Linked DNA regions of Homo sapiens: region 2 is linked to region 1. The links are chromatin loops, found by intact Hi-C in ENCODE. Cell type or tissue: endothelial cell of umbilical vein. All regions are shown on one strand. Each heading gives the region's core, and the rest is flanking DNA. Links, peaks and the distances in the headings are about the cores only.

Region 1 (4,614 bases), core at 306-4,305:
TGTTGTGTTAAATGCTCCCTCCCCACCAAAATGTAACCAGATGATGGATTAATTGTTTTATGATTCAGTTAATATGGATAGTAGTTGAACTCAGCCCAAATCTCACATAAACAGAATAGAATCTCAGAGTCTTAGGTGAAAACAAGCTAAGTCACGATGGTATCAAATAACAATCACACTTTCATAGGCTACCCTCTTCTTCCCTGTTCTTCTGAGATTTGTTTTTTAATGAAAGAATAAAGCTTCTTTTATTGAGCATTAAAAAAAAACAACAAAATCTTAAACAAAAGAGATGAGAACCTCTTACAGGTCTGGGGCTGGTAAAAGTAATATACACCATCACCATCTCTATCCTTGGAAAACAATGCTCTTTGAAGTTAGCCAATGTAATATTATATATCTGAAGCCAAGCTGTAGGAACAGCTGCCAGTGGGTGAACAGTAAGGTCAAGTACACTGCAGGTATTTCACACTGCCTACCCAGTTAAGGGGAGGCTCCTTGATCTCTGCATTCACAGGGAATTGTTCAGAATGACCAGCGTTTCTCTAAACCTTAGGTTTATAGATAAGACTATAATGACAGATTGTGAATACCAAGTTTGCTGGCTAATTCTATATGCCAACTTGGCTTGACCGTGGTGCCCAGTTGTTGGTCAAACACTAGTCTAAATGTTGCTGTGAAAGTACTTTTTAAATATAATTAATGTTTACAATCAGTAGACTTTAAGTAAAACAGATTATTCTCCATAATGTGTGTAGGCCTCATCCAATCAATTGAAAGCTTTAAGAGCAAAGACTGAGGTTTCCCCAAGAGGACGGAATTCTGCCTTGAGACTGCAGCAGAGAAATCCCGCCTGAGCTTCCAGTCAGCCAGCCTGCCTTACAGATTTCAGACTAGCCAATGACCGCAATGGCATGAATCAACTCCTTCCAGATGAATCTCTTTTTGTCTTGATTGATTGATTGACCAATCAATTGATCCTACTGGTTCTGTTTCTCCAGAGAACCCTAACTAATACATCAAATTGATATAGACTTTTATTAGAAAAAAAAAACAAGCTAAGGGAAAAAAAGAGTGGGGGGAGTTTACTAAGCACAATATTGTAAAGGGATTGCCTGAGTGAAAATGAGCAGCATTCAAAGTTGCCTCCATTCTTTTACTTTGTGTGAAGCATAGAGACAACCTTGTAGGAGATGCATGGCATTCCATCCTTAGAAGTAAGCTACTAACATGTGGCCAGTGGCCAGGCCAAGAGGACAGAAGGGACTGAAAGATAGGTGCCTCAAAACTGTGCTAGCCAGGTCAATCTTCAGCAAGATCTAGTTAAGTTCAGATCATAAATTTGAATTGTACAGTAACATCCCAGCCTCACAGCTACCCCATTTCCACCCAGCCTGAGTAATCTAGGAAAAGTCCAGGTGAAAAGAGTTTAATCTTGCTCAGCAGAGCAAAGGAAAGAGAAAAAATAGCTGACTTCCGCTGTGTAGTAGGGATGGGCCTAAACACAGGAACAACAGATCAAACACGTAGAAAAGACTAGCGCTGCTAGGCAGAGACAGAGCGAGTCAGAGAGGGAGCAAAATAGTGAAGACGGCTTTGGGGATCAACACCCTTAAAAACCTGTTATAGTTTCAAGAATTTCATTGCTTGTCTTAAAATGTTTTATTTCACATAGGAAAAAAAGACTAAGATGTATTCAAATGGCAGACTTATAACAAACATTTGTATGGTGTTTATAGTTTATAAAGCACATTCATATAGGCTTTTATCCTCACAGCAATCTCTAAGGTTGGGAGGGCAAGTCCTAGTATTATTCCTCTTTCACAGGTGGGAAAGCTGAGGCCCAGTTTTAATGTAATTTGGCATGGAACGGAGTTGAAATGTGAACCCAGATTTCTGATTGTAAGTCCTAGGCTCTTTCCTCTCAGGTCAATATCACTATGATCTGTACAGGAGATCATGGATCCTGTAATCAGACCACGTGTTTCAGTGTACTGGTGATGTGTGACCTCCGGCAGCCTCTGTAAGCTGGCTGTGACTTTATTCCTTCCCTCAGCAAAAAATGAAGATAATAACAATATTTGCTTTATAAATCATAGAAAACATGTAAAGTGCTTAGCCAAGTGCCTGACACATAACAAATACTCAATAAGAGTTGGCGCCACTCTTATCTCAATGATTAAATTAGATCATTGTGTCATCAGTTTGTTCATTTCCTGTTCAGTACATTTTAGAAAAATATGGAAAACACAGAATCAAATGTAGTAGCATCTAACAGGCATAGCACATTTTGTTTTTGTTTTAAATCAGGGGTTGAAAAACCACAGCCCAGATGACCCCTCATTTTTAAATAAAGTTTTATCAGAACACAGCCATGCACATTCATTTACATATCATCTATGGCTGCTTTTGTGAGACCAAATACTCACAAAGGCTAAAATACTAACTACCTGGCCTTTACAGAAAAAGTTTACTAACCTCTGCTTTAAATCAATGACGAAAACTGAAAAACAACCCTTTTAGGTACCTGACATGAAGTAACAAGAATAACAGGAGCACGAAGGGCCTCTGAGTCTGAATTATGAAAGCTGGGGAGCTATGTTTTGCCAATCCTGCATCTATTCAGGAAGCATTTACTGAGTGTTCAACAGGACGCAAAACTTCACTTTCTATCAAGGTGGCATTCATACTTATTGGCCCTCCTGTGAAATTGTGTTCTGCTTCTGGAAGCATTTGGAAAGTCATGGTAACTTCTACAATGACTTTCTCAGTGCCTGCTAGAACACATCAGGACAGAAAAGGGGTAGACAGAGGGCCTGCGGAGGCTGGTACTGGGAGCATAGTAGACTCTCAGGAAAAAACATCACTTAATAGCAGTGACAGCTTTGTGTTTCCAAAACACTCAGCCTGAGGAATTACATGGCGGATTCCCTGGTATCTCCCAGAGTAAAATTGGTCACCTCTGCAGACTCTGCAGTAAAGTTAGCCAAGTTATCAAAATAGGAGTAGACTGAACATCCAGTTGTATTCTTTAGCTTGTGTGCAATTCAGGAACAAATAAAGCAGCACACTCTTGAATGCAGACAGAATATAATGGCTCTACTATCTTCTACTACCTAGGTATTCTGGGCAAATTACTCAACCCCTCTAAGCCTACTTCCTCTTCAGCAAAAGGAAAATATATACCCACTACACAGAGCTATTGTAAGGATTAAATGAGATAATCTTTTGGTTGCTGTGATGATTAATATGTAATGTCAACTTGATTGGATTGAAGGATGCAAAGTATTGCTCCTGGGTGTATCTGTGAGGATGTTGCCAAAGGAGATTAACATTTGAGTCAGTGAGCTGGGAAAGGCAGACCCGCCCTCAATCTGGGTGGGCACCATCTAATCAGCTGCCAGCATGGCCAGAATAAAAGCAGGCAGAAGAACATGGAAAGACTAGACTGGTTTAGTCTTCTGGCCTACATCTTTCTCCCATGCTGGATGCTTCCTGCCCTCGAATTTCTGACGTGAAGTTCTTCAGCTTTGGGACTCTTATACCTTCAACCACAGACTGAAGGCTGCACTTTTGGCTTCCCTGCTTTTGAGGTTTTGGGACTTGGACTGGCTTCCTTGCTCTTCAGCTTGCAGACGGCCTATTGCGGAACCCAACCTTGTGATCGTGTGAGTCAATACTTCTTAATAAACTCCCCTTTATATATACATCTATCCTATTAGTTCTGTCCCTCTAGAGAACCCTAATACAGGTGCCATTAACATCTACTTTTCCATGAAGACCATTCCCCATATTTAAAAATTGTCATAATTGGATGCTAGGTTTTGTCAAATGCTTTTTCTGCATCTATTGAGATGCTCATGTGATTTTTGTTTTTAATTCTATTCATGTGGTGTATCACATTTATTGACTTGTGAATGTTAAACCATCCCTGCATCCCTGGTATGAAACCCACCTGATCATAGTTGATTATCTTTCTGATATGCTGTTGGATTCACTTAGCTAGTATTTTGTTAAGGATTTTTGCATCTATATTTATCAGGGATATTGGGCTGTAGTTTTCTTTTTTGTTATGTCCTTTCCTGGTTTTGGTATTAGGGTGATACTGGCTTCATAAAATGATTTAGGGAGGATTCCCTCTTTCTCTGTCTTGTGGAATAGTTTCAGTAGGATTGGTATCAATTTTTCTTTGAATGTCTGATACAATTTAGCTGTGAATCTGTGTGGTCCTGGACTTTTTTTGTTGGCAATTTTTTTTATTATCATTTCAATCTCGCTGCTTGCTATTGGTCTGTTTAGAGTTTCTAATTCTTTCTGGCTTAACCTAGGAGGGTTGTATATTTCCAGGAATTTATCCATCTCCTTTAAGTTTTCTAGTTTATGTGTGTAAAGATGTTCATAGTAGCTTCCAATATCTTTTGTATTTCTGTGGTATTGATTATAATAGCTCCTGTTTCGTTTCTAATTGAGCTTATTTGGATCCTCTCTCTTCCTGGTTAATCTCACTAGTGTTATATCCATTTTATTTATCTTTTCAAAAAAACAGCCTTTTGTTTCATTTATCTTTTTTATTGTTGTTGTTTGTTTCAATTTCATTTAGTTCTGCTCTGATCT
Region 2 (4,614 bases), core at 178-4,177, 82 kb after region 1:
CAAACTCCTGGTTTGACAGATAAAGACTTCTATGTTGGTACTGCAGCCCAGCCTCAGCTCCAGCAGCCTCCTTAAGCACAGATCACATGGTCAAATGAGCACTAAAATCTGGCTGGTCCAAAATAAGATGTAAGTGTGAAACACTTGGAGGATTTGGAAGTCTTAGTGAAGGAAAAAAACATACATAATGTATCAATAATTTTTAAATGTTGATTCTGTATTGAAATACTATTTGGGGTATATTAGTTAAATAAAATATATCACAAAACTTAAAAAAGTAATAATGATTAGTCTTGTAAAGCAAGCGTTTAAAAATATAATCACCTAAAATATAAAAAATATAAATTTTATATATAAAATATAAAAAATATAATCACCTAAATATAATTCTGTATGTTCCTCACCAATTTTTATTTGCTGAATCAAGCATAAACTAAACCATGTATTATCTCCAGGCATGACCAGAACATTTCTTTTCTTTTTTTGAGATGGAGTCTAGCTCTGTTACCCAGGCTGGAGTGCAATGGTGCCATCTTAACTCACTGTAACCTCCACCTCCTGGGTTCAAGCAATTTCCCTGCCTCAGCCTCCTGAGTAGCTGGGATTACAGGCGCTCCCCGCCATGCCTGGCTAATTTTTTTTTGAGACAGAGTCTTGCTCTGTCGCCCAGTCTGGAGTGCAGTGGCACGATCTTGGCTCACTGCAAGCTCCGCCTCCCAGGTTCACGCCATTCTCCTGCCTCAGTATCCCGAGTAGCTGCGACTACAGGCGCCCGCCACCATGCCCGGCTAATTTTTTTATATTTTTAGTAGAGACGGGGTTTCACCATGTTAGCCAGGCTGCTCTGGAACTTCTGATCTCAAGTGATCCACCCAGCTCGGCCTCCCAAAGTGCTGGGATTACAGGCGTGAGCCATCATGCCCAGCCAATGAGAACATTTCTTTATAAACAACTCCCTCTGCTCTTCATCATAGGATGTCTCTTAAGGCTGACATATATTTCTGTAATTTCCAAAAAGACTGGCCTCAAGTGTGTTGGTTTATACCTACTGGATAAGTTTTCAAGCAGACATAACCAGACTAGCCTATGCGATATTTAATCAGGAACTTTCCAAAATTCATTATCTTTTTTGGCCTCTTCCTTTCTCTTTCCACAAGGCAGAAACTAGAAAGTCTCACCAGCTCTTGGGATTCCAGTCTTAGTCATGATTATTACATCTCTAACAGAAAAAAAAAAAAAAAAAAGCTTAGTTATCTTTTCAGAGTCCTGCCTCAACAAACTTGATTTTTGAATTTTTTCTTTTATGTTGCTGGTGATTTATAGCAATATATGGCCATCTTCTCATTTCACTATCATGAAAGCATCAAACTCATTTTTGTGACTCTCCATTCAGAAGAGATTCACTTTCCACAATGACTAGTGAAGACAATAACTCTGCCCATTCCTACCGGTTTTTACAGTTGCCCGCAGTTGTTCTAAATTGAGCTTGAAATGTAAATATGATAGCTGCGGCAGTTGCTCCCAACCCCCAATATACACTTGTATATACTACCTTTAGCTTTGGATTCTAACCATTCCATTGTTAATCTGAACTTAGATCATAAAACATAAAATTTAAGATTTGAAACATACTTCAGCTGGCATTTTTCAGAAGTAAAAACTGAGTGAAGAAAAAGTATGTGATCTGCCCAAGGTTCCTAGGTAGTAGGTAAAGAGTCAAGTTTAATTGCACGCTTGGCCCTTAGCTGGGACTCCTATTTGACAAAATGATGTTTTTATATACCAGAATGGGCATTTTAAAACAAAATCAGACTTTCAAAAATAGAATTATCTAAAAACAATTAAAACCTTGGCTGAAAGATAAAAATGCCCCTTTTAAATTATATTAAATATTAAATAATATTAGGTAATTAAATCTTAAGTAGGTCTTTTTAAAGTATCTGTGACACCGTCTATATAAATTTATTTTGGTACTTCTGCTGTGCAACTAAGCCAACATATGATTGATGTTTTTGTTGAAGAGGAGTAATATCCTGTGCCCACCGTAACATTTCCTAAGTCACAGTTTTGGTTTATGGGATATTAATATCTTACTCATGCATATGTCTATCTCTCATGACACTTTATGTTACTAACAGGTCAGCCAGGCAGACGCATAACAATGAAAGGAGCATTAAACCATGGGTCAGGAGACTTGGTTTCCTGTCTGAGCAGTTAACTTAGCTTAGTGATTTGGACAAGAACAATCCAACTGAAAAACAAAAAGGTGCACTAGATGATCTTTAAGTTCTTTTCAGCTCTAAAAACTACCCATTAGCCTGATCACAACCACTGAAACAAACAAAAAAAAGCATATGGAAATTCCTGGGGACTTACAGAATTTTAAAGTAGCAATTCATTCATATAATTACTGCCCCAAAGTTCTGCATTTTATAGGTTCTATCTACGGAAAAAGTCCTTACATCATATCAAGAATCATTTATTTTTGCAAAAGAAAATTGTACAAACAAGATAAACCCTTTCTGAAATTTTTGCCTGGCCTTGAGTCACTGCCAGCATTTCTTGTAACATTCAAGGTAAGGTGAGACGTGGTCATTCCTGAAAAGGTACATAAAGATACCTCAGTTTTCTTCTGATAGGAATCAAAATTATCTCTAAATAAGCAATCAAATAAATTGAGTATTAAAAAATTAATCAAAGTTATGTTATAAACAGTTGAACATAGCCTGGTATAACTATAAGATCTTTTATGTAAGCCTTATGGTAATCACAAAGCAAAATCCTGTAGCAAATATACAAAAGGCAAAAAGTAAGAATTCAAAGGATACCACTATAGAAAATCGCCTAATCACAAAGGAAGACAGCAAGATAGGAAGAAAGAGATACAGTGAGTAAATGGATTTAAAAAAACAAGACCCTGTTATATGATGTCTAGAAGAGATTCAATGCATGGTTAAGAAAACACAGAGAATGAAGGCGAAGGGACCAAAAAAGGCATTCTATGAAAATAGAAGCCAAAAGAAAGCAGAGACAGCTATATTTATATCAAATAAAATAGGCTTTAAGTCACAAACTATAAAATAAGACAAAGAAGGCCATTAAATAATGACAAGAGGGTCAATTCATTAAGAGGATATAACAGGTGAACATACATATGCACCCAACATTGGAGTACCTAAATGAATGAAACAAATATTAATTGATATGAAAGGGAAGATAGACTGTAATACAATAATATTGGGGAACTCAGTACCCCACTTTTAGCAATGGACAGATTATTCGGACAGAAAATCAATAATGAAAGTTCAAACTTAAACTATACTTTAGCACAGATGGACTTAACAGATACATACAGAATATTTCATCCAACAGCAACAGAACACACATTCTTCTCAAATACACATGGAACATTATCCACTGAATGTTAGATAAAACAGTATAGATCATGGCCTGGCACGGTGGCTCACTCCTGTAATCCCAGCACTTTGGGAGGCTAAGGTGGGCAGATCATTTGAAGTCAGGAGTTTGAGAGCAGCCTGACCCAAATGGTGAAACCCCATCTCTACTAAAAAATACAAAAAGTTAGCCAGGCATGGCGGTGTGCTCCTGTATTCCCAGCTGCTCGGGAGGCTGAGGTATGAGAATAGCTTGAACCCAGGAGGCGGAGGTTGCAGTCAACCAAGATTGAGCCAGTGCACTCCAGCCTGGGCAACACAGTGAGACTCTGTCTCAAAAAAAAAAAAAGAAAAAAAACAGTATAGTTCATATGTTAGGACACAAAATAAGTCTTAATAAATTTAAGAACATTGACACCATATCAAGTATTTTTTCCAACCATAAATAATATGAAACTATAAATCAACAAGAATAATTTTGGAAAATTCACAAATACTTGAAAATAAAACAACATACTCAGAACCAACCAGTGGGTCAAAGAAGAAATAAAAAGAAAAGTTGAAAAATATCTTGAAACAAATGAAAATGGACACACAACATACCAAAATTTGTGGGATGCAGCAAGAGTATTTTCAAGAGGGAAGTTTATAGCAATAAATGTCTTCATCAAAGAAGAAGATCTCAAACAATCTAATGTTATACCACAAATAACTAGAAAAATAAAAATAAACTAAGCCCCAAGTTAGTAGAAGGAAGAAAATAATAAAGATCGGAGGAAAAATAAATAAAATTGAGACTAAAAACACAAAACAAAAGATCAGTGAAACTACGAATTTGTTTTTAAAAAGATAAACAAAATTGATTAACCTTTAACTAGACTAAGAAAAAAAGTGAGAAGACACAAATAAACTGAATCAGAAATAAAAGAGGAGACATTACAACTGATAGCACAGAAATGCAAAAAATTATAAGAGTACTATGATGAATTACACACCAACAACTTGGATAACTTGGAATAAATGGATAAAGTCTTAGACACATAAACCTAGCAAGTCTGAATCATGAAGAAATAGAAAGTCTGACCAGACCAATAGCTAGAAAGAAGACTGAATCAGCAATAAAAAGTCCTCTATGGAAGAAAAGCCCAGGACCTAATGGGCTTTATTGCTGAACTCTACCAAATATTTAAAGAACTAATACCAATCCTCAAACTCTTCC

The links. Peaks named below come from ENCODE experiments on the same cell type or tissue, not always from the same donor. Only the 100,000 strongest peaks of a DNase experiment are listed, where the experiment ranks them.
Region 2: it touches region 1 in a loop (10-fold over the local background); 1 of 110 quality-filtered maps calls a loop at or near these places.

Annotation. Positions count from the first base shown.
Region 1 is chr6:151,971,803-151,976,416 of GRCh38, reverse strand. The region is part of intron 4 of ESR1 (estrogen receptor 1); the gene reads right to left. Among named protein-coding and RNA genes, the nearest start is that of ESR1, 170 kb to the right of the region's middle. In endothelial cell of umbilical vein, for the core only: no CTCF peak of the experiment used is centred there; a DNase peak (open chromatin) is centred at 2,096; H3K27ac peaks cover 666 bases.
Region 2 is chr6:151,889,220-151,893,833 of GRCh38, reverse strand. All of the region lies in intron 3 of ESR1 (estrogen receptor 1), which reads right to left. Among named protein-coding and RNA genes, the nearest start is that of ESR1, 84 kb to the right of the region's middle. In endothelial cell of umbilical vein, for the core only: no CTCF peak of the experiment used is centred there; a DNase peak (open chromatin) is centred at 2,153; H3K27ac peaks cover 2,338 bases.